2 separate regions of the Homo sapiens genome follow, and region 2 is linked to region 1. The links are chromatin loops, found by intact Hi-C in ENCODE. Cell type or tissue: OCI-LY7. All regions are shown on one strand. Each heading gives the region's core, and the rest is flanking DNA. Links, peaks and the distances in the headings are about the cores only.

What was found. A loop is a pair of places that touch in the nucleus more often than their neighbours do. Peaks named below come from ENCODE experiments on the same cell type or tissue, not always from the same donor. Only the 100,000 strongest peaks of a DNase experiment are listed, where the experiment ranks them.
Region 2: a loop joins it to region 1, with 2.9 times the contacts of the local background. A loop is called at or near these places in 1 of 110 quality-filtered maps.

Annotation. Positions count from the first base shown.
Region 1 is chr2:7,627,290-7,643,354 of GRCh38, forward strand. No RefSeq gene overlaps it. Among named protein-coding and RNA genes, the nearest start is that of LINC01871, 90 kb to the right of the region's middle. RefSeq lists an enhancer at 6,973-7,650. In OCI-LY7, for the core only: no CTCF peak of the experiment used is centred there; DNase peaks (open chromatin) are centred at 6,712 and 7,312; H3K27ac peaks cover 1,868 bases.
Region 2 is chr2:8,573,957-8,590,021 of GRCh38, forward strand. LINC01814 (long intergenic non-protein coding RNA 1814) reads right to left here and starts at 9,836. Exons shown (of 6, transcript NR_110257.1): 1 at 9,761-9,836; 2 at 5,955-6,091; 3 at 4,614-4,755; 4 at 2,955-3,185. RefSeq lists enhancers at 697-896, 917-966, 987-1,036, 9,774-10,453, 10,454-11,132 and 1 more and a silencer at 9,727-10,096. In OCI-LY7, for the core only: CTCF peaks have their summits at 6,508 and 6,709; DNase peaks (open chromatin) are centred at 4,725, 6,775, 7,315 and 7,435; H3K4me3 peaks cover 4,193 bases; H3K27ac peaks cover 5,000 bases.

The sequences.
Region 1 (16,065 bases), core at 4,716-9,715:
AATAGTGAATGCATATTGACTTGTCCAGTAATAGTGAATGCTTATTGTTTTATGCCAGTGAGTTTTTGGGTGGTTTGTTATGCAGCAATAACTAGCCAATAAACCCACTACCTCCTACCCAAAGTGATCTTCCTGCTTCTGCCCTTTCTTGCCTAATGACCAGATTAATTTCATTAAAATGTTATATCATTCTATTTGTTGCTTCAAAATCCTGAAATGCCTCCTCTTCTTATGTAGAATGAAAGTCAAAGTTGTTAAAATGACCCATAAGGCTAATCTGATCTACACCCACCAACCTGCTACCTCTCCAATACTGTCACTTTCCCCCATCTGTGTTTCTGCTGTATGCATTCCAACCACATTGGCCTTCCTGCTATTCCTCAGATACTACAGGCATTCTACCTTCTTAAAGCTTTGACATTCACTATTCCCTCTGCCTGAATCGTACTTCCTGTGGAATATGATGACTCACACCCCACCCACTTCTTCAGCTTCCTAGCAAGGCCTCCCGTGGGCACCGTATCTAAAATGAAATTCAAGTACTCCTTCCTACTCTAACATCTTCTGTCTTCCTCCCCTGCTCCATATTCCTCCTTAGTACTTTCACTCTCCTACCAAATATAGATTTTCCTTTTTCTCTTTCCTGGTACATTTCTATAAACTCCAGTCAGGCAGCAATTTTGTCTGTTTCATGCCTTGCTGCATCCTAAAACAATGCCTGCCATATAACAGGAACTCTACAAATATTTGCTAAGTGAATGAATGAACAAGTGTATGAAGTTAGATCCTTAAGACTCAAATGCTGTCCCCTCTCTGCCTGGCTCTTGATTCTGCACTCTCCCATATGTTATTGACTTGTAGCCATCTCTTTAAACTTCGTATTAGTCCGTTTTCATGCTGCTGATAAAGACATACCCGGGACTAGGAAATTTACAAAGGAAAGAGGTATGATGCAAAACTCATAGTTCTACATGGCTTGGGAAGGCAATCATGATGGAAGGCAAGGGGGAGCAAGTCACATCGTAAGTGGTTGGTGGCAGGCAAAGAGAGAGCTTGTGTAGGCAAACTCTCGTTTTGAAAGCCATCAGATATCATGAGGTTTATTCACCATCACAAGAACAGCACAGGAAAGACCCATCCCCATGTTTCAATTATCTCCCACCAGGTTCCTCCCACAACACATGGGAATTACAGGAGCTACAAGATGATATTTGGGTGGGGACACAGAGCCAAACCATATCAAACTTACACTAATTTTACTAGAGCCATATTCCCATCTCTGCAGCAGTTGGCAGTGAGTACTTAATTTTCTTCTAATACATAATACATTGTATTTGAATTATATGTAAATCTAAGTTCAAATTCTACCTATTCTTCAAAAAAAAAAAATTAAAAAAATCTCCGCCTGGTTCTTTCGATCCTCTCCTCTAAGTCTTTAAAATGTTTGAAGCCTATTTAAAACAAGGTCTTACCTAATTTTTCTCTACCGGTTGCCTTTAATTGTGCTAGAGTTGTTTCATCAATTAGAAACTAAGCTCTTAGAGTTTTTCCCTATCCCCCAAGGTGTCTTAAACAGTCCTGACTGGTATAAATCTCTTTTACGTCCTGCATCAAAAGATATAGGGATAGGTAAGAGTAGTGAAAGGAAACAATGAATAACAAGAAAGATAAACATGGCCTCAAGGACTCATTCCTGTATTTTTATCCAGAATTTTGCTGAAATATAAAAGATATGTTAATCAGACACATAAATATTAAAGAGCAAATGTACTGAAGTTCAGAGAGTTCAGTAGATTGAATTATGAGGCAAACCTAGGGATAAAATCTAACAAGGACAAATATGAAAGCCAGCATTGAAGACCCAGCAATCAATAGTACAGGCATACAGATCAGGGGAAACCAGAGCTGTTAGCTCCATGAAGGGAAAAAAAAAAAGGTCCCTGGCTTTAGGGATTTCAAGATCAGAAGTATCTCCAGTATGAAATAACGATTACAGAAAAAGCAGTAAACAACATTAGGGAGCAACATGGACCAGAACAAAAGATAAAATAATTCTGTGCCAGTCAAAGCACATCTGGAGCCTTCTGTTTAATGATGGGTGTCACATTTTACGATGCTGAAAAGCTGGAGCTCACTGAGAGGAAGGGGGAGAGCTGAGAGGTGGCTTGAGAACTGGTCCACTGGTGGCTTGGTTAGATAATTTGGGACTGTGTTGTCTGGAGAAGAGATGTGAAAGCAATTTTTTAAATACCTAAAAATCAAGAAGACATAATCTGGGCAGTTATCAGGGAAAGAATCAGAACCCAACAGAAGGTAGAAGAGCCCACTGCCCTGTCTGTTGTGGAAGAAGGTGCTGCCAACAGGCCAGACTTGTGAATTGGACAGCCTCCTGAAAACACGAGCCCCCTTCCAGAGTCAGTGTAAATTCAGAGGGGACTGACCCTGTCCTGAAGAGTTGTAGTAGGGATTTCTGGAGTGTAGTAGAGGCTGAGTGAGGTGAACCCTCGGGGGCTGACAGCATTGGAATACTACAATTCTGGGTATTTTTGTGGGACTGTTTAGAACAGGCCAAGTTGATGATTGGCCCATGGCTTGTGAAAGCTTGGGCTGGAGTGTAGGTAAAGGGTCCAATCCCAATTAGATACACCAAAAAGGGACCAGAGGTGAACTGTGTGTGGGTCTGTGATTCTGATTCTGGTCAAAACTGATCAATGTGATTCTCAACTTTCTCACATGTAAAATAGAAATGGGGGAGGGTGGGGATGTCTTCCTTCTCTTCATGGAGTTGCTGGAAATCCCAAGTAAGCTCACATGTGTATATGAGCCTTCATAGAGTAGACATTATACCCAGAGACTAAGTTTCACATATGTATGTAAGGATTACTGTATTTCTAATTGCGTTAGAGTTTTAAACAGGTATTCCAGAAAATAAGAAGACAGATCTGAATTTCAAAAAGGACCTTTGCAAGACCTCTAGTGACATTTTGGTCTAAATACAGGGATACATCTGGGTGATGGTAAACCCAGACGGATTTATCACTGGATGAAGGGTTCTGCCCCAAATGATGCTGATTGATAGATCAATGCCAACCTAGATAAAATTGTTTGATGACAGAGCTGTGTCCTCAAGCCCTGCTATGGGTCATAAAAAGATCAAAACAGATGGAAGTAATCTAACAAAGTTAAGTTTAATATGGGTGGGAAATTTGGTCTTATACTGGATTCTAAGAAAGCAACTTAAACTCTGAAATGTGAAGACTATATTTAAGAGTTTAATCTGTCATAAATTTAGTCAGTTGAGTGTGAGTCAACATTGCAATGTGGTACCCAAGAAGGAGAATGTCTTCTTAGGCTACACTGATAGAGGCATAGCTTCTTAAAAAATAAAACTACCAGCCAGGCTCGGTGGCTCACGCCTGTAATCCCAGCACTTTGGGAGGCCAAGGCAGGCCGATCACAAGGTCAAGAGATTGAGACCATGCCGGCCAACATGGTGAAACTTTGTCTCTACTAAAAATACAAAAAATTAGCTGGGCATGGTGGTGGGAGCCTGTAATCCCAGCTACTTGAGAGGCTGAAGCAGGTGGATCGCTTGAACCTGGGAGGAGGAGGTTGTAGTGAGCTGAGATCGTGCCACTGCATTCCAGTCTGGTGACAGAACAAGACTCTTTCTAAAAAAGTAAAAATAAATAAATAAATAAATAAATAAATAAATAAAGCAACCATAGTTGAGTTCCCCTCTGTACTGGCTAGGCTGCATATTCACTCCTGGGCATCTCAATTTTAAAGGGAGTTTTGACCAATATGACTGATATGAGCAGACACTGAGAAAAGCAGCACAAGGTAAACCTGAAACCGCTTGCATGAACGATGGGGTTAGGGAAATTATTTACCCCCAAAGAACACCCCAAAGACTTAGAAATTGCAAGAGCACTATGGCTTGGTCTCCAAATCTAGGTTCAACAGTGCCCATCCATGCCCAGCCTCTTAGGTTCAACAGTGCCCATACATGCCCAGCCTCTTAGGTTCAACAGTCCCCATCCATGCCCAGCCTCTTAGGTTCAACAGTGCCCACCCATGCCCAGCCTCTTAGGTTCAACAATGCCCATCCATGCCCAGCCTTAGGGTCAACAGTGCCCATCCATGCCCAGCCTCTTAGGTTCAACAGTGCCCATCCATGCCCAGCCTCTTAGGGTCAACAGTGCCCATCCATGCCCAGCCTCTTAGGGTCAACAGTGCCCACCCATGCCCAGTCTCCTTGCTAAGCTCTCCTCTTCAGGTATTCACATCTTCTAAGCAAGCTTTGGGGTCCACTACTCTTGATTTTCCAAGATCATGTATTTGAACATTAACACACACACACACTCCTCTTCTAAAATTAGCGATGTTTTTTAAAGGTGCATCTTAACCTGGATCTGGAAAAAAAGGTTTTTTTGTTTGTTCATTTGTTTGTTTTTTAATAGAAGGTAACCCATAGAAATGTAGCTTTGTCCCTTATGAGGAGAAACTTCCAAATTGTTATTCACAGCAGTTTAAATCTATTCCAGAAGAGGGTTTTTGATCTACATTTGCATATCTAAAGGTCCTTTGGGTGATTTTCCCAGAACAAAAAACAGTCTGCATGAGAGATAAATATAGGCCTCTACCTGGTAAGAAGCATAAACGTGCCAGCAAATTTTAAAGACCATTTCTATCTGTCTTTTCATCTAGGATTCAAAAATCAAATCATGAGTTCCATCCTCAGCCAGGGTCACTTTGTCACCTTTAATCAGTGTAGAAGAAAAAGGGGGTGGCCACATAGGAGGCAAACTCAGCACTTCTCAAATCAGTGACTCGGCAGCCATGCCTCCATGTGGTACTGGAGCAACTCTGCTTTCTGCCATGGAGACAGTGGTCTCGGTCTGACTATTTGGTATATGGAAGAGAAGGAAGAGAATAAGTATGTTTAAACATTAATGAACTTGAAGATCACCCTTTTAAACTGTGTTCTGAACCGGGGCTTGAGTTCTGATAAAGAGAGGGGAGGTGCTCATTGAAGTAGAAAGTGGCTGGAACTGAAGATGGTCTAACAGATCTTGAGAGGATGTTCTTGGAGAAACAATGACATCAGTTTTGGGAATGCTGAGGTGAAGGGTACAATGTCCAGAGGAAACATGGGGCTGGAGCTCAGGGGACAGGTTCTGCCTCCCACTGGTTGAATCATTGCTTCTGATTCTTCCAAGCATCTTGGTACAACTCTGGGATGAGTGGTAGTGAGGCACAGCTACCTCCTTAGCACAAGCCTCTTCCCAAATTCGGAATGCCCATTGTAGCCCATTTCCCTGATGACATCATCAGTATCAACCACATGATGTCATCTTGTGGGGGGTGGAGGCGAGCCTCGTATCTCCAGACCTCTTCTCTGGAATCTGGAATGCCACAGGGATAGCTCTGGATATGACACAGGACATAATTCTACATTTATGGCTATTGAACACAAAGACTTCTCAAAGGAGCAGTTGAGATATTTAGACCTTCCGCTATTCAAATACATCTCAATTTCCTCTCATTCAGGCTACAGCTTTATGATAACATTTTATTTTATTTTGTCTGAAACCACTCAAATGAGGAATCAGTATTTGGTTCCTCTATTTAGGTTTTGAGAGCTTTACCTTTTGGCTGGGATCATGCTCTATCCTAAGTCTTTGACATCCATTAGAGCTGTATCTTCTTCTTCATGCTCTCCACTGTCACACCTCCCCAGGGCACACTTAGCTCTGCCTAATTCTCATAATTACATGTGGGGTGGTCATGAGTATTGATGGAGGAAATAGATCCAGACATCAGCTAGATGCTGTGAAAGGAAAGGGAATAGTCACCATTCATTTGGGGGATTACACCAAGTTCCTGTCAACTTCCTTCAGCCCATCATTTCTCTCTTCACAAAAGTCAAAGAACTTTGACATCAATTATCTCATTCTGCCCTTGTAAAGATAAATGAAGTTGAATATTGACTCCATTGTACAGATGTGGAAACTAAGGCCCACAGAGGCTACGGTAGCAAAGTAATGCTGGATATTCCGAAAATGCAGGAACTAGAAGTTGCATGTTGTCTCCTGTGTCTTAACTATCTTGTGCTTTCTGCTCCTCTTTACAGCATTAAGTGCAGAGAATAAGAGACATTGATATTGCAGAGATTAATGTTTCTATATCATTAACTTTGTGCAGAGCATTATACTGGGTGCTTTACATATGCAGTGTTCAGTGAGTCCTCACCAAAACATGTGCTATTTCTGTCCCCATTTTAGAGAAGAGAGGAATTAAGACTCAAGAGGGCTAAACAACTCTCCCAAGAGCACATAGTGAGATTAGGGTCGAGAGCCAACCCCAGCCCTGCCCCATGCTTTGGCCTGTGCCATCTGCCCATGAGGCAGTCAAGTTCAACGCCCCAGCAGCGATTCTGAGCAGAAGGGCTACGGGAGTTCAAGGAGTCCCCACTCCTCCTGGGGGCAGACTGGGCAGATGTCCCAGAGAAAATGGGGTTGACCTGGAAGCCATCCAGCTCTGACAAATACACATCCTGGGGGGGGTCAGTGCTTAGAGATAATAAGCACAATCATTCCTTATTTCCTCTGTTGGATGACTGCAAGAACAAGGTCTCATAAACAGGTTTCACCTAGAGTCTCAAGCTGGGCAAGAAGAATGAGTAACTAGTAATGCTCGAGTTGGGTGTGAAGCAGTCTTTACTCTCCTTGGGGCCCGGGGGGATGGCTGACCCCAGCTGTCCACCTTCAAAGATAGCACCCACTGAGTTTCAGATTCAGCCGAGGCTACCCAGAGCAAACAGTGCTCTTGGTAGGAAGAGTGCTGGTTTTAATTAATTAAGTGAAAAAAGACTCTTAATGATATTTCTCTCTCTCTCTCTCAATCTCTCTCAATCCCTCACCCATCACTATAACATGTCATTTGCTTCATAGTGGCTTCTGAGTTGCCACCACACCAACTCTGTGATCCACAAAAATCTTGCATTTAATACAGCAACGACACCTATAATGGGGAAGGGGTGGGGGTGGGGAGGCCGCACATTTCACCATTTCCATCTAGATGAGGAGCAAACAAAGAGATAATTATAAACTGTTTCTCTTATTGTTGCACTCGCATTAGACATGTGCATCTCTCTCTCCCTCTCCCTCGCTCGCTGTCCTTTTTTTTTTTTTCTCCACAGAAAAGTAATTCTGTTGTGGAGATGGCACCAGGTGCACGGGGTGACCTCACACACACCAAATCGGGAGCTGACATCCATCACACTTTGAAATTTTGGATTTCATCATTTCCTGATCTTTCTAAAGGGATCACAGCACCTGGCCCTCACAGCTGTAGTTCATTTAGAAAGCAATTTAAAAACCGAGAAAAAAGCAAATGACATCTTGCTGCCTCAGCCTTGTCATTAAGTATAGCAGAATGGCCTTCATTTATGAGGCACATGGCTAAGAATTAATATCTTTCAGGGCTTTCTCGAGTAGAGATTACAAAAGGTTTGAAAGACCACTAAATAATTAGTGGTATGACTGAGGCAAGCAAAAAAAAGGGGGGGAAGAATCCCTCTTTTTCGTTCTACAGAAGAAAATCAGAAATTACACTGACTTTAGTGTGTCCTAAATGTTGGGAGGCATCCGTGCAGCACCCTTTGTGAGCCATATTCTGTGCTGTGGGCTTCTTCTGCCTTCCCTGGTATTTTCAGCAGTCCCCGTGGGTGTGTGCTCTTCATCTCCAGATAGTGTCCATTCGCCCAAAATAAAAAAATATTTTTCCCAAATGTTTTGCTGAGTTAAGACTGCTTTAAACATCTTCAAGTCATCTCACAGAGTTCTCTTCCCCTTCTTACGTTGCAAGCCTCTTTAGATAAGGTTGATGGGGAACATAGACCAGGTTGATGGAGAACAGTCACAGGGTGGACACAGCACCAGCTAAGGATATCTGTGTTCTAGTTTTTCCAATTCTTTTTACCATTTAGCCACATAAAATGTGGAAAACAACTTCTGTCGTCCGAGTCTCAATTTTCTTATTCTGCAAAATGAATGGATTAAAAGACATGGCTTCTGGAATCTTTTAGTTAGCTAAGTACACTGAGCAGGATTTCTAAGAACCATTTGGAAATCGGTTCAAAAGTTTTGCCAATACAGTTCTAGCCAGAGTTTCTTTGTCTCACACCCAGGACGCATTGAGAATAAAGTGCTAAATTGCTTCCAGACCTGAGTCTTATTTTTAACAGTAATTATTTTGTTGAGTACCATAATATGTTGGTGGTATACTTACATGATCTGTGATCTTCCTTATCACCCTTCACAGTGGGCATAATTATTCCCTTTTTACATGCGAAGAAACTGAGGCTTGGCCAGCTTCAGTAATGTGTCCAATTTAGAAGGTAGAACTCAACAGATCCTCTAATCCTTCTGAGCAATGTCTTTAGTAGCTTTCAGGGAGCCACTCTAGTTGAATTCCTAGGATACTGTCAATTTGGTCTACCGAAAACCCTGGAGCTATGAAGCCTCCGACCCCAGCCACTCTCGCTCTGCACCGCACATTCACTGTTATCTCTTTCAGGTAATCAGTATTTCACTCATCAATGCTGAGTGGTCCTCTTACCTAGGTGTTTCCCAACATTCATGAAAACTTATGAGCCCCTAAATGTGTCAGAAAATCTCCTGAAAGAGAAAGGGCATGTGTATTTTGCACAATATTCTAGGAGCCAGCCATCATTCCTAGATGCCATCCATGCAGATATAACTTAATTCTCACAACCACCATACCAAGTGGGGTTTATAATCCACACTTCACAGCAAGAGGCATAGGCTGAGGCAGGTGAAAGAGCTTTCTGTGATGGATTGCACTATTGTTTCTGATTATTCTCTTGTTCTTCCTGTGAGATGATGTTTGGGTCCTAGCTCCTTACTGTGTGACTTGCAGCACCTCCTGTGTGGGGGTAGAGGTGTCCCTGCCCTACTCATGGGGCACGTGGCCATATGACCTCCTGTGGCAAATGGAAAGTGAGCCAAGGCGCATGGTTCTCACCAAAGGAGTAGCGTAAATCCTTTTTGCGTGCCTGCCAGTTCTCTCGTACTTTGTCTCTGCCAAGAGAAGGCTGTGCCTCCTATGAGGCTTCTCCTTGAGCCTGGGTCCCCCAGTGAAAAGACAGGCAGAGTGGAACTACAGGCAAACCACAGTGGCCATTAGACAACCAGAGCATAAAATACAACTTTTTGTGTATGTGTACATCACTGATGGAAGTCCTTGTTGTTTAACCCAACAAACCCAGCAAAAGCTGCATAACACACTTGCTTACAGTCTCCACAAAAGTGGCTGCTTCTGCACTGACACTATTCAAAGTACCCATGAAGTTCTGATTACTTGTGGTCTATTCAAAAATACAGCTACATATTGTCACCAGTCAAAAAGAGTACAAAATAAGATAAAGGCTTTGTTGGATTTTACAGTGGATAAATCCCTGAGCTGCATACAGTAGATAAATCCTTGATTCAGGATCAATAATTTTATTTAATATAAATTTCTTTTTTTGAGACAGAGTCTCACTCTGCCACCCAGGCTGGGGTGCAGTGGTGCGATCTCGGCTCACTGCAACCTCTGCCTCCCAGGTTCAAGCATTCTCTGCCTCAGCCTCCCGAGTAGCAGGGACTACAGGCGCCTGCCACTACACCCAGCTAATTTTTGTATTTTTAGTAAAGATGGGGCTTCACCATGTTGGCCAGGTTGATCTTGAACTCCTGACCTCAAGATCCATCCGCCTCGGCCTCCCAAAGTGATGGGATTACAGGCGTGAGCCACCGCGCCCAGCCTGAATATAAATATTTTTTATTTTGGACGAATGGACACTATCTGGAGATGAAGAGCACATATCCACGGGGACTGCCAAAGGGTAGGCAGAAGAAGCCCACAGCACAGAATACGGCTCACAGAGGTGCTGCAGGGATGCCTCCCAACATTCAGGACGCACTAAAGTCAGTGTAATTTCTGATTTCCTTCTGTAGAATGAAAAGGAAGGATTTCCTCCCCCACCTCCTGCTTTTTTGTGCTTGCCTCAGTCATACCGCTAAGTATTTAGTGGTCTTCCAAACCTTTTGTAATCTCTACTCAAGAAAGCATAAAAAGATTATTCACCAAGAAAGCCTCAGTGTGTAGCAGAGGCACAGGCAGGACCTTCAGAGATACATAGATATGTGATTGCTTCTTAAATAGTCAGGTAAAATTTTAGTGCAGTCACTGACATTAATTCATCTGTAGCTTAGAGACAGTAATCAATTCAGACTGTAAATACCAACTACATGGAGAGCTCTCGTTCTTTCTTTCTCTCTGCATTTATTCATCTATGTATTTATTACGTTTAAGAAATCCATTGGTTAGTTTTAAGACAGCTCTAAACAGCTGCCAATGAAAGAGCCGCTGGTTGTGAGTGTGTTCCTTGTTGCTCCTACACCTGCATCAGTTTAGCCAAAAGTTATATCCAGTTTTGAAAAGGTAAAATTGTGTGCATTGGATGACAAATCCTATCAGTTTACCCAGGGAAGAGGTGTTTCCTGAAATGTGAGAATTTCTGTTATTAAACCAGGGAAGTCCCAGGTGAACTGAGATAGTTGATCTCCCTAGGTATGAGAAACAAGTCTTTATACTGATATATTCTCCATAGACATATTGCTGAATCCCCACATCTACTACAAAGCTCCAATGCCTCCTTTTCCATGAAGACTTTCTCCCTTTCACTATCTTCCAAAATTATATTGAAATTGTCCTCAGAATGTTGAAAAGCCCTCATAACTTTGTCACTCACTCAAAGGTTAGCATTTGCATTCCTTTTTATTGTTTCTTTTGTGTCATTTGTCATTATTGCTACAAATTCTCTTAGTGATAATAGAGTAAAATGACTCTGATTTACTAGCTCAGTAGCCAGATATTAGAATGGCTTGGCAAACTTTCCAAAGTCCCATCCCACGGCTCATCTCTAATTAATTAAATCAGAATCTCTGGGGATAAAGATGGGGCCCTAATTTCATCTTTTGTTTTTGTTGTTTGTTTTTATTGTGCTTTGTTTTTTAAGCTCTGTTAGTGATTCTAACATGTAGCAAGAGTTGATAAATACTAATATGACTCAACTCATTAATTAAAAAACAACAACAAACAAACTGACTTTGTCTAACAGAAGTTAACTATCTCATCTTAGATTTCTACAGATTGCCAGCAGCAATGTTTAGGGGGAAAAAAGGAAATCAAGAAACTAAACTGTCTGATCCCCTAATCTTTCATGAAAATTTTTAAATGGAGCTGTCCATCTATCTGTCCATTTCAACTCATATCCATACTGTACCTCAATTTTCCCGTTCTGCTTCCCTCTTGTTTTCCTCTCCCTAAACTATGAAGAAGACATCAGAACAGAGTTGGCTTCTTGTGGACAACAGAATAAATAGAAGTTGCTGAATCAAACAAGTTGTTTATGCTATGATATAATCTCTCTCTCCTTCCCAAATTGACCCTATACATCACATCTAGGTCCGATAAATCTCTCAGCTGTCTAATGCAGAGCTTCTCACTCAATTGTCAATGATTGGTAACATATATGACAAGATATTGATCCCTTTAGCTTTCTAATAGGCCAGGTAGGATATGGCAGGGCAGAGACCTAGTACATCCACAACTCCAGATCCTTTGTCCAATTCTACCTGTAGGCTCTCCTTACTCCAGGGTGCTGTAAACAGATAATCATTTTCTATATGTACCAGAATGTGAAATTTTATGATAGACTAAATGCTATTAACTTGTTCTCTCTCTCAATGATTTTCTCTTCCTTTCAATGATGTTGTCGTCTTAATCTGAACACTTTTTGGAGAATGTAGCCTACCAAGCCTACCAAAAACGCAATGTTTTTGTTTACATTATTTGACTTAATTCTTAAAGCATCTTTGTTGGATTTATTTTATAGATTAGAAAAGGAAAGATTTGAGAACTGAAGAATTTTCCTCAAATCACAGAAATGATAAGGTAGAAATGGTACTAAAAACTGTGTAACTATTTTAGTTTGTTTGTTTCTAATTATTATATCACTCTTAAATTTGCCCTGATACCATCTTCATCATCAAAATCAACACTAAGTAACATCATTACCTTGATTTAAAAGAGACATACTTTCTCCCAATTTCAGGTTGATTTTTCAGTCTGTATTCTTCCCTTGAATGCCAGAATTAGTAACTAGAAAAGAGACTTTAAAGATCCAGATATCTAATAAGTGTAGTAAGGGTTAACGTGGCAGCCCTGGGTTGCCCAAACCTTCCACATTCCAAAGGTCTTCAAGACTGGCCCTTGACTAGCTTCCAGCAGTTGCCTTGAGCCTTTGAAATAAACTCACTGATAAGAGTTTCTTTGTGTACCTATGATTGGGGCCATGCCAGATAGTTTTTGCTAACAGTGGAGTTTATGGTGAATGCTTATTTGTATATGCTTTGTAAGTGGTGGCTTTCAGTCATGCTGTGTCAATTTGGCTTCCAGAGAGTCTGGGGGTGAGTAGCTAAGGTTAGTTATTGGCATTGCTTACCTACATGAATGACCCCCAGTAAAAACCCTGCATACCAAGTCTCAAGGGAGCTTCCCTGGTTGACAACTTTGCAAGTGTTGTCACACATAATTTCTGGGAAAATTAAGTGCCATCCATACAACTCCACTGTGAGAAGACAACTGGAAGCTCATGTGTGTTCTCTCCTAGATTTCAACTTATGCTCCTTTTCTATTGGCTTATTTTAATTGGTATCCTTTCACGCTAATGAATTGTAAGCATGAGAAGGACAGCTTTTCAGAATTTATGACTCTTTCTAGAAAATCATTAGACCTGAGCGTGGTCATAAGAATATCCAACACATGATGCTGTTTGGAGGCATGGAGCCTGTGTTAGTCCATTCTCAAGCTGCTGTTAAAGCCATACACAAGACTGGGAAGAAAAAGAGGGTGAATTCAGCTTGTGGCCCTACATGGCTAGGAAAGACTCACAATCATGGCAGGAGGAAAAAGGCACTTCTTACATGGCAGCAGCAAGAGAAAATTTGGAAGAAGCAAAAGTATAAACCCCTGATAAATCCATCAGATCTTGTGAAACTTAATTCACTCTTAATTGAATCATAATCCCCATGATTCAATTACCTCCCGTAGGTCCCTCCCACAACATGTGGGAATTGTGAGAGATATAATTCAAGTTGAGATTTGGGTGGGGACATAGCCAAACCATATCATTCTGCCCTGGTCCACCCAAATCTCATGTCCTCACAATTCAAAACCAATCAGGCCTTCCCAAAAGTCCCCCAAAGTCTTAACTCATTTCAGCATTAACCTAAAAGTCCACAGTCCAAAGTCTCATCTGAGACAAGGCAAGTACATGCTGCCTATGTGCATCTAAAATCGAAAGCAAGCTAATTACTTCCTAGATACAAATGGAGTACAAGTATTGGGTAAATACAGCCATTCCAAATGGGAGAAATTGGCCAAAACAAAGGGATTACAGAGCCCATGCAAGTCTGTAATCAAGCAGGGCAGTCAAATCTTAAAGCTCCAAAATGATCAACTTTAGCTCCATGTATCACATCCAGGTCACGCTGATGCAGGAGGTAGGTTACCATGGTCTTGGGCAGCTCAGCCCTTGTGGCTTTTCAGGGTACAGCCTCCCTCCCAGCTTCTTTCCCGGGCTGGTGTTGGGTGTCTGTGGCTTTTCCAGGTGCATGGTGCAAGCTGTCGGTGGATCTACCATTCTGGGGTCTGGAGGACGGTGGCTCTCTTCTCACAGCTCCACTAGGCAGTGGCCCAGTAGGGACTCTGTGTGGGGGCTCTGACCCCACATTTTCCTTCCACACTGCCCTAGCAGAGGTTCTCCATGAGGGCCCCACCCCTTCAGCAAACTTTTGCCTGGGCATCCAGACGTTTCCATACATCTTGTGAAATCTAGGCGGAGATTCCCAAACCTCAATTCTTGACTTCTGTGTACTGGCAGGCTCAACGCCATGTGGGAGATGCCAAGGCTTGGGGCTTCCACTCTCTGAAGCCACAGCCCAAGCTGTACATTGGCCCCTTTCAGCCATGGCTGGAGTGGCTGCGACACAGGGCACCAAGTCTCTAGGCTGCACACAGCACAAGAAGCCTGGCCCATGAAACCACTTTTTCCTCCTGGGCCTCCAGGCCTGTGATGGGAGAGGCTGCCATGATGGTCTCTGATATGGCCTGGAGATATTTACCTCATGGTCTTGGAGGTTAACATTAGGCTCCTTGCTACTTATGCAGATTTCTTCAGCCAGCTCGAACTTCTCCCCAGAAATCTAGTTTCTTTTTTATATTTCATAGTCATACTGCAAATTTCCAAACTTTTATGCTGTGCTTCCCTTATAAAACCAAATGCCTTTAACAGCACCCAAGTCACCTCTTGCTGCTTAGAAATTTCTTCTGCCAGATATCCCAAATCATCTTTCTCAAGTTCAAAGTTCCACAGATCTCCAGGACAGGAGCAAAATGTCACCAGTCTCTTTGCTAAAGCATAACAAGAGTCATCGTTACTCCAGTTCCCAACAAGTTTCTCATCTCCATCTGAGACCACCTCAGCCTGGATCTTATTGTCCATATCATCATCTGCATTTTGGGCAAAGCCATTCAACAAGTCTGTAGGAAGTTGCAAACTTTCCCACATTTTTCTGTCTTCTTCTAAGTCCTCCAAACTGTTCCAGCCTCTGCCAGTTACCTAGTTCCAAAGTCATTTCCACATTTTTGGATATCTTCTCAGCAACGCCCCAATGTACTGGTACCAATTTACGGTATTAGTCCATTTTTACTCTGCTGGTAAAGACATACCTGAGACGGAGAAGAAAAAGAGGTTTAATTGAACTTACAATTCCTCATGGCTGGCGAGGCCTCAGAATCATGGTGGGATGTGAAGGGCACTTCCTGTGTGGTGGGGGGCAAGAGAAAATGAAGAAGAAGCAAAACAGAAACCTCTGATAAACCTATGAGGTCTTTTGAGACTTAATTCACTATCATGAGAATAGCATGGGAAAGACTGGCCCCCATGATTCAATTACCTCCCCCTGGGTCCTTCCCACAATACATGGACATTCGATTCAATTTAAGATTTGGGTGGGGATACAGCCAAACCATATCAGAATCATACATGTGGAGAAACACAGAGGACTTGGGTGTGACTGTCACTGGCCTCCATGCTAAGAACAGATGCAAATATCAGCCATAGCTTTTATTAAGGACTTTATGGTTTTATTTCTCAACGGAGAGGGGAAAACAGAAGAAATTCTACAGAAAAACTAGAAGGTAATACTCAGTTAGTGTAGAGTCAATTGCTTAAGTATGTACTAGTATTTAGCATTGTTACAGACTTTCAAGGAAAACTGAGAAATGTAGGAATCAAATCATCTTTCTTTTACCATTAATGCCCTTGAAATAATACAATCTTGCCAAGGGCATTTACTCAGGAATAGATTAATGTTCACATGCTTGGAAGATAAATTGGCTACTGACATACTCCTATTATTATTTTTTTCTGAACAGCCACAAAGAGCTGCCAATTTCATAGGAGTAAGAAGTTTTTCTTAGGTATGATAGATCTTAAAATCATTGGAAAATGAAACCATTTTTGCTAATCAGTACTTTTCATTTTTCTGCACTTTGTTTAAAGAATGAAACCGAGTGTGCATCACACAAGCATGGGTTCTTTCCCTCTTCACACAGCAGTGCACTTCATGGTTTGGTGATGCTCATTTTAGCTTCGTAAAGATTACATTTCAGAATGAAGTTTTACAATCACTTTTACAGTGATCTTTGAAAATCAATGAGATGTGTGACATCAGAAAGTAAGGCAGCTGAAGGATTGAAGGATGTGCCATCTCAAATTATGCCAGATTAGCATATGATTACATGAAGCATGATTATTGTCAGTTGAAAACATCCGAGAAATTGTAGTTTCAGATAGGGCTAGCAGACCTGTTTCTTTCTGCATTCAGAAAGCCATAAAGATGACTCTGGGAGGGACACCCTCCCTGT
Region 2 (16,065 bases), core at 3,669-8,668, 950 kb after region 1:
ACCCCCACCTCAGCTCTAAGCCGGTCATTCCCGGCCAAAGCAGGAGAACTCTCTCAGCTCCAGGGAGGAAGGAGTGACGCCTGCTCACCCTACAGACACGTGAGGGATTACAGGGAGGCCCAAAGCCACTTGTCCAGCTGCAAACTGCAAAGGTCACCCTCCGCACACTCTCTTCCCTGAAGCCCCTGCACGCCGCTGGGGACCGGAGCATGTGGTTCTCTCTAATGACAAATATGCGTGTCATCTACCCCCAAAATACAGCAATCGCCAGGAAAGCGAGGTTCCTGGAGCTGAAAGAATTTGCCCAAGGTCACACACAACCGGCAGAACCGGGACTTGCCAGGTCTGAACCCAAGGCTCCGGCACTTTCGCTGAGCCTATCTGTACAGGAACTGCAGCTGCCGCAGTTTAGGGAAACCAGTCCGAATACGTGACCCAGCATCGGCCACCCGCTAGGGCCGCCAGAGTGAAAGCTAGGCCCTGGGGAAACCCCAGACACACAGGAGGCAGGGTCCCTGGCCTTGAACTACAATAAGTAGGTGAGCTGGGCAAACTGTGTGCAGCTGACTGGAGCCGGCCCCAGCTGCGTGCAGACGGACAGGTACATGCTGAGTGTCAGGGACACAGAAGAAGGAGGGGGCATGCAGCCAGCCGGTGCCAGTCTGAGAATGCTGATGCCCACCTCAGGTTCTGGAGAGGACCTGTGTCCAAGGAGGAAGGCGGGCAGCCAGTCTTGCCCACAGCTAAGACAAGGCTCTAAAACACAGCTATGGGTGGGGACATCGGCCTGGAGGCCTCCTAGCCCCCATCGGGCAAAGAGCACCTTTCACAGACACAAATGCATGACTGTGCTGGGCAGAAAGAAGGCCTGTGACTCACAGGCTTCTGCATCCCTGCAGACATAGTGTGCGGGGAGGCGTTTGGAGGCAGCCTCCCCCGCCAGCGGGCTGGTCTGTGGTGCCCTGAACTGCATTCACTCCCCACGGTAGTCTGAGCCCCCTCCCCACCACCAGAAAAGGTATAGCAAGCAGTGCAATGGGTTGGCTCATCCATCTACCACTTCCCCAAAATAGATTCCTGCCCGAGGGCTGTTCCAATGCAGGAGGCTGCTGGATTGAGCTGGCCTTGGTCCATGCACCCTCCTATCAGTTAGAACCCTTTCTCAGAGGTGCCTCCGGGAACCAGATCATGTCACTGACAACTCTTCCCAGTAGCAGAAAGCTCAGGAGCTAAAAAGGCAAATATAGGCCAGATGTTGGCCAAGGGGCTTAGTGGTTGTTAAGAAACGATCTCTGATTCAACTCCCAGCTAAGCTCGGCCAGACGGTCATCTGAGTGCCTCTTCCAACCTGTCCCCGAATTACGTGTTCCACAGGCCCCATTCTCTTGGGGTCTGAGGGGTGCCCTCACCCTGAGCGTCGGGTCCCTGCAGTCCAGGTTCCAGTCTCCTATGGATCCCGAGTCCAAATGAGGGACTCGGTTCCCAAAAGAGGAGGCTCTTTGCTTGGAGAGCAGCCCTCAGCCTGCGCTGACAGCACCTCCTCCGTTATCCGGCGCACTGCCAGGAGCTGCACCCACAGAGGAAATGGGCCCGTGACATGAAAGCCCCAACAAAACCAACATCGGGTGGGTTATTTTTATCCTCCTAAAGATTTTTAGCCAAGACCCCGGCAGCTAAAGGGCATCCCGGGCTTTGAGGAGACTTCTCTGCAGCTCTCACTCCCACGCTCGGTGCCCTCCCTCCCCTAGCCCCCCCACCCCCGCCCCCGGGAACTGAGAAAGTGGATCAGGTCAGAGCAGAGCATTCCTCATTCTGCCATCTCCACGGGAAAACTAATTAGTTGCCAAATATTCAGAATGGGTAATTGCTACCTGAATTAATAAGGGCAAACAGCCGGCAAGAAAACAGTGGTTTACTATTTCTGAGCGCTTACCTCTCTTAACCCAGAGTCCAGACTCCGCGGGAATGGACCCACGTGTGGCATGAGGCAGAACTCCGGCTGGGGCTGCCGAAAAGGGGGACACAGATGGTGAGGGCAGCTCCTGCACTGGGGTCAGCTAAACAATGCTGTAGCGAAGTCACCATCTGTTTCCTCTTGCACACACGTATACACACACATAAACACACGTGCATGCACGGGCACACACAGGCATACCCCACACAAGTACACACATGCATGAACACATGTGCACATATACGCACATCACAAACAAGTGAGCACACACCAGCTACACCCTGCACACGTGCAGATACACATACCACACATTCACACTACACACACATGCACACTCTACACATGCCTGCACATACACCATACACACTCATTGTGCACACACTCCATACATCACACCACACATGTGCATGCACACACATTCACGTACCACAGGCACCAAACCACACACACAAAGCACACACACAACACACTCACACCATACACACACACTTACACCCCAGGAACAGCCAAGGGTTCCAAGAAGAATGCATCAAGCCAGGATCCTCACCCAGGGTCTTCAGCAAGTCACCCCAAGTTCCTCAACTCTGACAAGGGGGCATTTAGAACAAACTAAGAGTGTTGTAGGCAGAGGAGGAAGAAACGGAGGGAAAGGAAAGTTGAGATGACACTGAAGAGGAGAGAGACGCCTAGAAAGGCTGGGAAGAGCCTGGCCACAGCCCCAATCTCCACTCCTCCTGCTTCCCTGAGGCACAGAGACTTCAGATGCACCCCCAGAGAGGCCCTCAGACCTAGCCCAATCACTACCGTGCTGTGTGACCTCAGACAAGTCACTTCACCTCTCTGAACCTAGGCTTCTGCTGATGTAAAAACGAGATGATTCCGTGCAGTCATTTAAACAGTTCGAATACAATGCCCTTCCAGAGGTTTCAGTTCAAGTTTGGGGTCATCGCAGTTACTCCCGACCTTTCAGCCCCTCCCCCATCCCTGCCAAAGTACTTACCTTATTTGAATTAATGCTGACGACTCCACTGCCACAGGACTTCCCCTTGAGCAGTCAGCCACAAGTCACTTCCTCCAGGGGTGGCCATGACTCTCTGGAGCACCTCCAACCCCATGTCACAGGCAGCTTGGCCGAGAGAACTCCAGCTGGGAAACTCCCGTCCAGTCCACGCAGGGAATCTGGCTCTGCATCTGGGTGGGTGGCCTGTGTGGCATCTGCCTCTCTGTGAAGCTGTGATGGAAAATTAAGTGGGTTGATGATGTGCATACAATGTTTTATTTAACAATGTGTTGTAAGGAGTTCTCATATCTGTACAGAGAGCTGCCTCTTTTTTTTAATGACCAAACAATAATTCTATTAAATGTCTGCATCATAATCTATTCCACTGAATCCCTTTTGAGGGACGTGTTTGGTATTTCCAGTCTTTGACCTTTACAAAAGTTGCTGTGACATATATGCTTATATGTGCTCATTTTGTATCAATAAAAAGTCACATGTGTATAGATATCTCTATATATCTTTAAAGATTCCTATTTGCATGGAAGAACACTATACACCAAGTTATTAACCGTGGTTACTTCTGAGAGATGATTAGGGAAGAAAACTCCTTAAACTTTTTGTAAGCAAGTATTGCTTTATAATTTTAAAAAAGGAATGAGTAAGGGAGAAAAATAAAATGAAGTCACTCTTGTTAAACCTCTTAGAAGTGGTTTTATGAGCTGGAGTGGAGCTGGTAGAAGCAGCCCACATCAACACAGTGAGGAGAGCAAGGTCCCAGTGTTGGTCGGAGGGACCGAGAGCCACTGCCTGTCCTGGAGGTCGGCTCCCCGCAGGCTTCCAATCCTGGCTCTCTGTACTGACGGGAGTGCCCTGGCTGGTGCCCCATCTTGAAGGATTCAGTTTCCCCTTGTATAAAATGGGAAGGATAGGAACACCAGCCGGCAGGGCTGCTGTGAGATCGAGTGAACTAAAGCATGGGAATTGCAGATGAGCTGTCGTCAGCACACCTGTTCTTCCCTGCTTCCTGGTACATGGCACAGAACACTCTTCTCTCCAAAGAGAAAAAGAAAAATCAAATTAATTGCTCCTCTCCAGCCTCCTACACCTTGAGGAGCAGGTAGCGGGGGAGGAGGGGTGGCCATTTACACATCCAGCAGCCTTTCTCCCTGCTGAGGGCATTCCTGACGACACCAGGGCTGGCAAACATGTCTAGAAATCTCAAGATGGTTAATCATTGAGACCATTCCCTTGGTGATCAATAAAATGGCAATAAACCCATCAGCCAATATTATTTTCAAGAGAGACTCAACAAGCCCAACACAGAAACACAGCAACTCCAGGGTCCTACGAGCAGGAGGATTTTCAATCATCTCAATGGTGTTGATAAAGAGATGTGTCCCTTTGCATGGATGGGTCCTAGGTTTGGGTGAGGACTCCTGGGGACCCCAAGGGAGATCCAGAAGGGCCAGCGAATGCAACATGCAGCGAGCCTCACACATGTGCCCCACAGGGGTCCCCAAACCCAGACTATTCTGCACAGTCCTCACTACCCAGCAGGCCACTGAGTTCTTGTCCCAACTCACCCACTGCTGTGGGACTCTGGCAAATCAACAACTTTAGCCAAACGCCCCAGTTTCCTCATCTGTAAAGAAACCTCACCTTCCTTGTGGGTTGCTGGGAGGATCGATGAGATGGAGCCGACAGAGGCTCGCGACAAGAGTTCAGGAAACACCTGTAATGGCTGCTGTTGTGAACACATGGCCACAGGTCCCAGAGGGTTGTTAGGGTGATCCGGTAGCACCTGTCAGTGAGATGATGCGTATACCATGAAAAGCTGTGCTGATGTACATGCGCATGACTAAGGACTTTTGTACCCTCGCCAGAGCCAGCCCTGTGATCCTATCCAGAGGAATCCCTAAGGCCGGGATGGAAGTCACCCAGAATCACTGTCGGTCACCAGATGACTCGCAACTCCGTTTCCTCCTGCCCTTGACTGGCTCCCTCCTTCCATCTCCCAGCAGACCCTGAGCCAGGTACTCACCTGCCCTCTTCCTGCCCCAGAGTACATGTCTCTTGGACTCCCAGGCCACCCAGGGAACACCCTTTGGCCGTCTCTCAGGAAGCACTTTGAACATCTCAAGTGCCCCGCTCTGGAAAACACCAAAGACAGTGCTTCCCATCCCACCCTTAAACCCAGTGACCTGTAGAAGTCCAACTCCAGCCCGCACAGTGCCTGGTGGACACAGCCACCGCCTGGAAGCCAAGCTTTGATCAGTGACTTCCTGGCCCACCAGGCCCCTGGGCCCCAAATTCATTTCTCAGGCAGGTGAGATGGCTCTCCCAATGCAGGTGGCTGAGACAAATTATGCCAGGAATTTGCACATTTATCCTACTCAGTAAAGAGTTGCACCTCTATAGCTCTCCCCCCATTTTATTATGGGTTAATGTGGTTAAACATTTTAATTTTAGAAATAATTGCCAACAATTCAATAGCACACACTGGCTCCATGTCGCACAGTTCATGATTTCTCCATGCACTGGGACAGGAATATTTTTAGGCCCTGTTCAAGTTACCCACCCTGGCTGCAGATGAAATATTAATTAAAGGTTACACTTTCAGCCTTCAGAAAATGATTACTCAAGATAGCAATTATATTTTCCCCTTTTTGTATAATAACACTGCACCTTGCTGTGCAGAGGAATTAATAATTCTAAACCCTGTTGTTATAGAGGCAGCATCAAAGCTGAAGGAGGAGGCACATGCCCAAGAGGGGAAAACACAAACACGTTTAGACCCACAAAGAAAGTGGCTGACTTCAAAAGAGCAGGATTCTGCATTCAGCGCTGGGATCATTTCTCAAGGTCATTAATTGCTCTAGCTGTCTAAGAGCGTGGCCCAATTACAAAGAATACAGAGACACAGAAATTAGAACAGAACATAGTTGCAGCTCAGACTCCAGGTCACTAGGAAGCTCGGCAGATCCACAGCCTGGCATGCACCTGGAGCCCATCAGCCAACTCCTCCAGGTTCCTTCCAAGGGATTCAGACATCCGGGGCAGCCAACTGATTCAAGAACCAACAGTTCATAGCTTTCCAGGCAATTTCCACAGCGAGAAGAAAAAAGGAAGCTCAAGGCCTGGAAAATAGTAAAAAGAATAGCTGCCATTTATTGAGTGTCAACTATGTACCAGGAAAACTCAGTGAGGCAAGAATTCCAATCTTCACTTTATAGATAAAAGCACTAAAGTTCAGAAAGATTAAATGACTTGCCCAGGGTTACAGAGCGAATGGCAGAATTAGGACTCAAACCAACGGACCCACAATTGCATGAGGACTGGGCTGTGCCAGTCTCATTTACTGTTGTACCCCACAGCCTATCTTGCATTGCACCTGGTGCATAGTAGGTGCTCAATAAATTTGACTTATTTAATGAATGAACAACTGAACTTCTGAATCGATCATCCACGCTTGGAAGGCGAAACTCTGCTACTCAGCAAAGGAGACTTAAAAAAAATTGCGACTTTAAATGAGTCTCAACATTCAGGGAAGTGGGGTAGGTGGGGGAAAGGGTGAGCATGCAGCTTCGCACAGATCACTCCAGCAGGCACTCACCAGCACCACCCCCAGTGCACACTCGAATGTTCCCCTAGAGGCATTGTCAAATATTTTCCATACGACAAAATAGGAAATTAGTACATGAAATGAGTGGTATATGGTACGATAGCATTATGGCTTATGTTGTTCTGTGACCATGTGACAATCAGGCATTTTTCACGAAGCTCCCTCGGGGAGCCCTTTGGTGACTGTGTCCAATCAGGCCCTGACCCTGAGGGGAGGTCCCACGGTCCTTCCTGCCCTTTAAGCATGAGAATGGAGCAGATGAGAACATCCTTACAGCCTTTCTTTCTGGGACAAGATTGCAGGTGACACAGGAGTAGATACGTGGGCAGCTGTGCCTGCCACTGCTGGAGCGAAAGGCCAGACCAGCAAGGGAGAATCTGCTGACGGACTGGAGGTGGGCAGAGCTGCTGAGGCAGGAAACACTGAGCTGCCCCAGGGTCACCGACATGGGGCTTGAGGGCTTCCTCCTAGGGAAGGGAGAAGGAAAGTCTCCCAAGGGCCATGACAGTGAGGAAAAGGGCCCCAGGAGGCCAGCTCCAGAGAGGACAGGGACTCTCAGCAGGGTGGGAGGGGCAGATGCCTGGGCAGATAGATTCTTCAGGTCTGAGGTTTCTTCTGGAAATTGCAGTGCCACTGCGTACAAGTCAGCAGCTGGGGGCATCCTCCATGATCTGGAAGCTGGGAGGAGCAGGGCAGGATGTGCGGAGAGACTGTTAGGAGGCCCCACCTCCCACAGGGAGCTCACTAGCTCTTCAAGCAAAGGGTGCACTGGCATCAGGACTTCCTGCAAGCAGGCAGGCAGCACACCAGGAGTGCGGGCACCACCCAGCACCCAGGCTGGTGAGACAGCGGCGGAGGCAGCCAGCAGGAGGGAACTCACCTTTCTTGAGTGTCCAGCAAGGCCGGCACTGTGCTAGGTGTGGAAGCTGAAGCCCCTGCACTGAGGATGGTGCAGCCCATGGGGAGGGCAAACACAGAAACAAACTTCCTACAGCCTGAGTGCAGCCTGGGCCCCTCCGCCTGCCACCTCCTGCAGGGGTTGGTGTTTTCACAGAGGGCTCAGCTGAAGTGTCCCTGAGGCACCTTCCAACCCTGCATCCTATGAGACTGCCTTATCAGCTCACCCTCTAGGATGAGGACATCCTGGCAGAGACACTGATAAGCCAAGGCCAAGGCCACAAAGGAAAGGGAGGGGCCGATGGAGGCCAGACCTGGAGATGTGGGAGCCAGGGCACAGGGCCCCAGCGCTAACTTTTGACCACTGTGGACACACACTTCAAGTGCATCACCTCAGCAGCACTGGTCCTGAGAACTCTGGGGAGATGGCAGGCAGTCCTCTGGCTTCCAGGGTCTACTCATACGCTAAGCTCAAGATTGCTGGAGCTCTGAAGGGGCTCTGTGCCACACTGCGGGCTCCTTCCACTGTTTCGGGCATAGCACTGAACCCCGAAGAAAGTTCCAGGCCTAGTTCTGGAACCTCTAGCACATCCCTGAATTTCTCAGAGCTTCAGTTTCTTCCACTGCTCTGCCAAGGGAAGGGAGTCACCTCGTCACCAAGGCATCGTCCAGGTCTGACACTCCATGACTGTGATTCCATTTGGTTTCTTTAAATCCCATTTTTACTTCTTGCTTTAGCACTAAAGCAAACTCCAGGCACTAAACTCAGGAGATGGGCCCATCTCTTTTGCCCCAAGTCCTAACACTCCAGAAAAGGCATCTGGAGCAGTCTGTTCCTTCTGATGCAAAATAAATCCACTGACACTCATCCTCCCTGGGCACCCAGGCCCAGAGCCCAGAGAACAGGCGGCTGCCTAGAGGCATCAAGGCCACCAGCCTCTTTCCCCCTCCACTGCCCTTTAAGTCCTTCCCTGGGCTTGGCTGAGGAGGCAGCAGGGAAAAGAGGCACAACTGCAGGAGAAAGGAGGAGGGCGGGTGGACGTGGCCAGACCCAGGAGGCTGCAGGGAGCTGGGACTCAGCACAGCAGCCTGGGAACTCCACTTTCAGCCTCGGCTAAAACCCCATGCCCAGAGTTCCTCAAAAAGCCCCTCAAGTCCCTCAAAGGCCCCAAAACATGCTGGGTGCTGAAGACAATGGCCTGCAAGCTTCACATGAGAAACTGAGACCCTCTGTCCCCACTCTTCCAGCAAGTTGAGGCCATTTTCTAGGAATGGTGAAGTCAAAGAAGCTGCTCTTTTCACATTACTCAGAAACACGCACTACCCCCAATCACAGATGCCAGCCATGCACAGGGGCCCGTTCTGAAGGCAGGGGCAGGTGCACCAGCCCAGGAGCCCAGAGAAACTACAGCCAGCGCTGCCTCGGCTTAGGGAACCTGCGGCCGGCTTCCTGGGTACAGCCATCGTAGGAAAGAGGGCCTTTCCTCAGCCAGCATCCCTGCCCCTTCCTCCACCACCTTCCCTCTGTGGGACTGCTCCCAGGCAGACCTGGGGCCTCAGCCAGCATGGGCAGGAACTCCCAGAGGACACGGGAAGGACTCCTGAGGTGCGGACTGGAGGTATGGGCGCCTTGCAGCACAGGGCCTAAGAGGAGAGAAGCAGCTCAGCCTCCCCAGGTGGAAGGAGGCACCCCTTTCCTTCCAGGACAGCAACCTGTTGGTTTGTCCCAGGCCTGGTCAGGTGGGGCGAGGCTGCTCCTGGCGAACTAGGGACTCCTCTGCCCAAGCCCCTTCTCAGGGGAGGAGACCGGCATCCTACACACCCATGTCCACCATCCATGAACATTTACTGATCTCTCAGTAAGTCCCAGACCCTGTGCTAGGGTCCCTGCGATCACGAGCTCATAGACCAGATAAGCGCAGAGAAAGTTGTAATTAAACTACCCAATGCAGAACAATGACCAGCCCAGGTCAGGATACAGACCCAGGGCCATGGCTTAAGCAGCAGAGGGCCTGGGGCGTGGGCGGGGGTGCAGGGGAGGGAAAGGTCCAGAGAGAGGGTGTGACCCTGCAGGTCCGGCATAGCCAGGCATGAGGGCACTCCAGGTGGGAATGTGCCGCCCCAACCCCGGGCACCCCCCGGGGAATCCGGCGCCCGGTGACACAGGCCGCCCTCTTTGAGGGCCTGGATTGAGGAAGTTGGGGTCAGAGCTCCAGACTGGAGTCCCTCTTGCTGAATTCCCCTTCCAGACATCAGAGGCAAAGAGGAACCCTCATTCAGAGACCACCTGCACCAGCGCTTCCGGGCTGGGTCAGAAAAACAGGTCGTCCTCGCCGCCCGCGCCGGCGCCTGCAGCAGGTTCCTCTTCTGGGAGCCAGCACGCAGCCAGAGCTCCAGGGAGGGGGGTGCACCCCGGGGGTGGGACCCACGGGGCGGGGCCAGGCGACACCTCGCCCACTGCCGTGACTATGCCCAGCCCCAGCCAAAGCCCGCCCACTGCCGCAGCATGCCACGCCCCCTCCCGGCCCGCCTCGCAGGGTCATGTTCAAGGTCCTGCCCACCGCTCCTCCCACAATCCAGCCTCAGGGAGGGCCTCCAGGCTCACCTTCCCAGCCTCATTCCGCACAGCTTGCTACTCTCCACACGCACCGCCTCCCGTCTCCAGGCATACCAGCCGACCTGTTGGTCGCCTCTTTTCAAGTCCCCCTCATTGCTTAAGACCTTTCATCATTCCTAGGCCTGTGTATAATCTTTCTCTCTTTTACACCCCCCGCCCCTACCCTGGCAATCAGGGCACACATCGAATCCTGCCGGCTACTTTAACAGCTTCAGGCAGACCCCCATGGTTTCCTCCCGGCGAGGCACTTTGAAGTCCTGAAGAAATAAGTGTGAGGTGGTATGAGAGGGGCTCCTCGGTGACTTCCACAGGCCTCCATATCAGGCCTTCCCCTGCAGAATTCCATGGACCTCTCGGGGGTCCAGGACTCCTTCACAGCAGGGAGGCCCCGAACAGGAACCTCGGGCCCTGCCTCGGGATCAGCGGGATCAGCGTTCCTCCGGGGCTGACTGGAGAACTTTCCTTTATCTGCAGGACCCGCTGGGGTCTCCCGGGCCTAGGCTTCCCTCGGAACTGCATCTCGAAGGGCAGCTCAGCTCGCACTCCGCGCACCTACTGTGTGCTCTCTAAGCTGGACACCAGGAAAGCTCTGCGACTCTGCTGTGAACTCTGGGGTCAGTGAGACCCCGGGGTCAAAAGCTGGCTCTGCCGCTCACCATGGCTGTGACCCTGAGAAAGTTGTCTAACTTCCCTGAGCTTCGGTTTCCTAAGCTGCAAAATGGGAACAGCAATCGTTGTCTGTCTTGCAGCCTTGTTACAATGGCCGAAGGAAAGAGCATGGCACGGAATGGGTTCTCAGTTAGAGGCTACAGAATACCCAGCTCCTCCTGCAGGTGAAGAGCACCAGCTCTGAGCCAAATGACCTGAGCTCACACACGGGCTCTGCCAGACACTGGTTGCATAACCTTGAACAAGTTTCCTCATCTTTCTGTGCCTCGGTTTTCTCATCTGTAGAATGGGCATAACATGGTGCAGTGTTTCTACTTGGGAGGGATAAAAATGGTCTGGAAGTTGATAGTGGTGACGGCTGCACAACCCTATGAATATAATTCACATCGCCAGGTTCTGATATGAATTATAAAATATAAATTATAAAAATGATAAGCTTTATATATTTTTCCACAATTTTTAAAAATATGCCAAGAAGCAATGGATTGTACACTTTCAATGGGTAAATTGTATAGTACGTTAATTTCTCTCACTATAACTGTTTTTAGAAAATGTTAAGAATGGAGATAATAATAATGTTACCTACCTCTAAGGGTCATTAGAGGAGAATGAATGAGTTCACACAGTGCTTAGAAGAGCTTACAATAGTGACCAGCACAGGATAAACCCTTAACTGGTGTTGACTGTCATATCAAATATACCTCATATGTCACTTCGTTTCATCTCTGAAACAACTCTACGGGTTAAAATGTATTTTTCCTTATTTTATGGGCAAGAAAATTGACAATCAGAAAAGTTAAGTCACTTTTTTTTTTTTTTTTTTTGAGACGGAGTCTCACTCTGTCGCCCAGGCTGGAGTGCAGTGGCGCGATCTCAGCTCACTGCAAGCTCCGCTTCCCGGGTTCACACCATTCTCCTGCCTCAGCCTCCTGAGTAGCTGGGACTACAGGCACCCCCCTCCACCACGCCCGGCTAATTTTGTTTTTGTAGTTTTAGTAGAGACGGGATTTCACCGTGTTAGCCAGGATGGTCTCGATCTCCTGACCTCGTGATCCACCCGCCTAAATGCTGGGATTACAGGTGTGAGCCACTGCGCCTGGCCAAGTTAAGCCACCCATGTGGAAGTTGCAGAGCCAGGATTCAAACCCCAATTACGTCTGATGCCACAGTTAGTCCAGGTCTTGGGGAAGATGTTGAGAAGATGGTATGTCGCTGTCTTACCTGGCTGAGTAGCCACAAGCAACAAGCCAAAGGGCACCCTGAGGGGAGAACACTGTGGCTCTCAGTGGCCGCCTCGGGAGAAACAGCAGCAGCTACACCTGCAGGTGGGGGGTGGGGAAAGAGGCTGCGGTAGGCAAGCGAGTGGTGGAGATGGGGGAGGATGCAACTTCCCTGATCCATTTAGAACTGAAACGTCCCACTCACTAGTGCCACCAGCTCCCACTATAGCCAGTGCACCTGACATGCAACAAGAGCTTGAAACCGCGTCACCTTCCTGAGGAAACAGAAGCATGACGGGGTTTGGGGATCGGTGAGAGTCTGGGTTTTCTGGGGCCTTTTTCATTTTGTTTGAGGATCCTTTTTAAATTGTTATTATTCGACCCACTCAGAAATGCCTGAACTTTCCGCTTCCAAGTTGGCTGGAAATCACCTCACAGGGACGTTGCTAAGTGAAAATTAAAGTTCTTGACATTTGAGATGTCATCCTGCTCAGACACGAAAGAAAAGGTCACCAGTGTAAAGGGTAACCCATGAGTGGTGAGGTTCCCACAGCAACACCCAAGTAACACCAGATACCTCTGAGATTGCTGCTATCAAGCCACAGCCCCCAGGAGCTCCCAAGCAGGGGGCCTCCCCCTTGGCTGGAAGAGCAGGAGAAGATTCTGGGCTCCATGAGAGGGCTGGCAGCTGTAGAGGCTGCCTGGCCTGGGATGCTCCATTCCCCTTCAGGATGTCCAGCTGGGCTGGACCGGCCTCTTCCAAAAGTGGAACTCGCATTTGACCCCTGGGGGAGGCCATGGTAGATCTGAGGGAGCCAAAGAGGTCCCCAAGCCAGTCCAGGAGGCAGGACAGGGGCCTGGAGCCAGGAGACAGAGCAGTGGATTCAAAGCCAAAGGGGCTGGGTTGATTCACTTTCTTCTCACGGCAGCCATCCGAAGCGAGGGCTGCTGTGATTCATGGTGGGGGAACAGCTAGAGCCATGGGGCGGCCGGTGGGACCAAATCAAAGGGTGATGGCCAGGCACGAGCGCTGCCAGAGGTGGCCCGTGCCGGCCTCACAGGGCAGCGAACGGGGTCCGGGTCAGGTCACGCCTCAGGAGCCAGAACAGCTCATGTCAAACCAAGACAAGGTGTGAACCAGGTCAAGATAGCTCACCTTCAAATCTGAAAACAGCCCCACGTTGAGGACAGGTTTGCAGCAAACCTAAAACCTGGAATTTGAGAGGTCAAACACAGTCCCAGTCTAAACACATTTGCTTTAAAGTAAGAAAAAGTGAGGTCTGGAGCACATCTGGAGTTTCACATCTGGAGTGCAAGTGGCACCGTTCAAAACGGGACTTCGCGTTTGAGCCCAAGGCCCCCTCGGCTCCCTGGTCACCTCCCCGACCGGGGGCAGAGCAGATGAGCTCCAGACAGCCAAGGGGGCAGCACTCCAGCTTCCTCCCCTCCCTCCTCCCAGGCCTGCAGGGGAGAGGAACTTTCACCCACGTGGGGGCCCCTCCTCCACTGCAGCTCTTCATCTTAGAAAGATGCCAGGTAGGATGTAACCTGTGGCCACCGCGGCAGCACGGCCACCCCATCCTCCTGTCCCGACGGCACAAAATGGCTGCTGGGTCCTTCTTCCACTCTGCAAAGTAGTTGGATCTCCTTCAGCAGTGGTCCTCAGACCATGGCTGTCCCCTCGGTCTCCAACTTATTCTCTCCCTCCGGCCATCTTCCAACAGCCTCCTAGCTGGCTCGCAGTGACATGCAGCGTGAGCTACCAGCCCTCCATATCAGGGACCCCCCAATGTGAGGGCCGCAGAGCTGTGCCCAGGGCTTTACCCGAAACCTGAATGCTTCAGGGACCAGGCACAACCAGGTGAAGCCCTCCAGGGCCTCTCGCCTTCTCACGTAAGTAGTGCTTCAGTCCTGAGCTCCGCCCTAGCAGCCCTTGTATATGGGTCCCAAGCTCTAGTCTAAATACCCAGTGTCTGTCTCAGTGGTGAACACGAGTTGAAGGCTTTATGCTGTGGTATAAAGTCATCCCCATTCTACAGATTGGGAAACCAGGATCCAGTGGGGCAGGTGGGAACCTGGTAAATGGCAGAGCCCAGTTTGAAGCCAGGCCTGCCTGGTGGAACCCTGTGCCACCAACCCTGGAGAAACCCACCTGGCCTCCTCTGCTCAGGCCCCTGTGCCACCAACCCTGGAGAAACCCACCTGGCCTCCTCTGCTCAGGCCCCGCACTGACCCTGCTGGCTTCTCCACAGCCCCATCAAGCCCCACAGGTCCTCAGAAGGTCAAAAGCCTCGGAAACAGTTCAGCCAGAACAATTTTGCCACCCAAATGGTGACTCAAGGAGGGAGGCAGAAGAATGCGTAAGTCTCCCCCCAGCTTCTGCAGCCTCATTCATCTCTAAGTCTGGTCCCTGCTTCTACTTATTCAACAACATCTTAGTGCATGCTGGGTGCTGCTGGGAGCCCCCTGCCTGTACTAACACACTGGGCCACCTCACGGATATCATTCCCATTTCACAGATGGAAAAACTAAGGCAAAGGGTGGCTGCATGGACCATCTTACCAGCGCTAAGTAGGGAAGTTGGAATCTGAACCCAGACCATGCGGCTCTAGGGTCTCTCTCCAAGGAGGGGACTACCTGGTGAGACTGATCTCAGTCACCCTCCCTGCCCCAGAGCAGCCCTTACTTTCCCTCCTCCAAGCTATACACCATCCTGACCATGCTGCTGCTCATACAGGAGGGGAAGGAAGGTTGATGGTGTGAGATACCAAAGGGCTGTGATGCCTTTTTCATTTTAAGAAGCCACATCCTTTCCCACCTTACAAGAATAGTCATTGGAGGGCAAAAATAGATGGCTCATTAGCTATTGATTCATATTGCTCTGGAAGATGATTTTGAAATATGCACCAGCCACAGCCTCGTAGGATCATTAGGATACACCTATAGCCCGTTTCCTGCATCCCAAGAAGAAGTTTATACAGAGCTGTCAGGTCAGTTGGGTACAGTAGAAATCTCAGCTAAAACAGTCTCACCTGACAACACCAGTGCACTCCCGGGGCACCAGGGGACATCAGAGGCATTGTTACCCCTGGAGGACTGCAGTCAGAGGGGCTGGGCACTCAAAGCAGACACTGTTTAATGGAATAGCCGAATATTATGACATCTTACAACATCTGCAAGCCAAGAACTCACAGCAGGGATGAGTAAAAGAACTAAAGTGGTGGCTGGGTGCGGTGGCTCACATCCGTAATCCCAGCACTTTGGGAGGCCGAGGTGGGCAGATCACAAGGTCAAGAGATCGCGACCATCCTGGCTAACACGGTGAAACCACATCTCTACTAAAAATATAAAAATTAGCCAGGCGTGGTGGCAGGTGCCTGTAGTCCCAGCTACTCAGGAGGCTGAGGCAGGAGAATCACTTGAATCTGGGAGATGGAGGTTGCAGTGAGCCGAGATCACGCCGCTGCACTCCAGCCTGGCAACAAAGCAAGACTGTCTCAAAAAAAAAAAAAAAAAAAAACTAAAGTGGTATAAATCCTCTCTCTCTCTCTCTGTATATATATGTGTTTGTATGTATACATAATATATATCTCACATGCAAATATCATATACATATGTGTATATATAGAGAGAGAGAGGGAGGAGGGGAGGGGAGGAAAAGGGAGAGGGAAGGGGAGGGGAGGAAAAGGGAGAGGGGAGGGGAGGAAAAGGGAGAGGGGAGGGGAGAGGAGAGGGGAGGGCAGGGGAGGGGAAGGGAGAGGGGAGGGGAGGAAAGGGGAGAGGGGAGGGAAGGAAAGGGGAGAGGGGAGGGGAGGAAAGGGGAGAGGGGAGGGGAGGAAAGGGGAGAGGGGAGGGGAGGAAAGGGGAGAGGGGAGGGGAGGAAAGGGGAGAGGGGAGGGGAGGAAAGGGGAGAGGAGAGGGGAGGGGAGGACAGGGGAAGAAAGGGGAGAGGACAGGAGAGGAGAGATATTACATACTATCACAGGTCTTGTGATATATAGTGATCTATCCCCGGTCTTGAACTATCTTCACACCCCTTTTTGGCTTTCTGGAAGGATTTGGGGGCAGTTGTTATGTGTCTGCTTT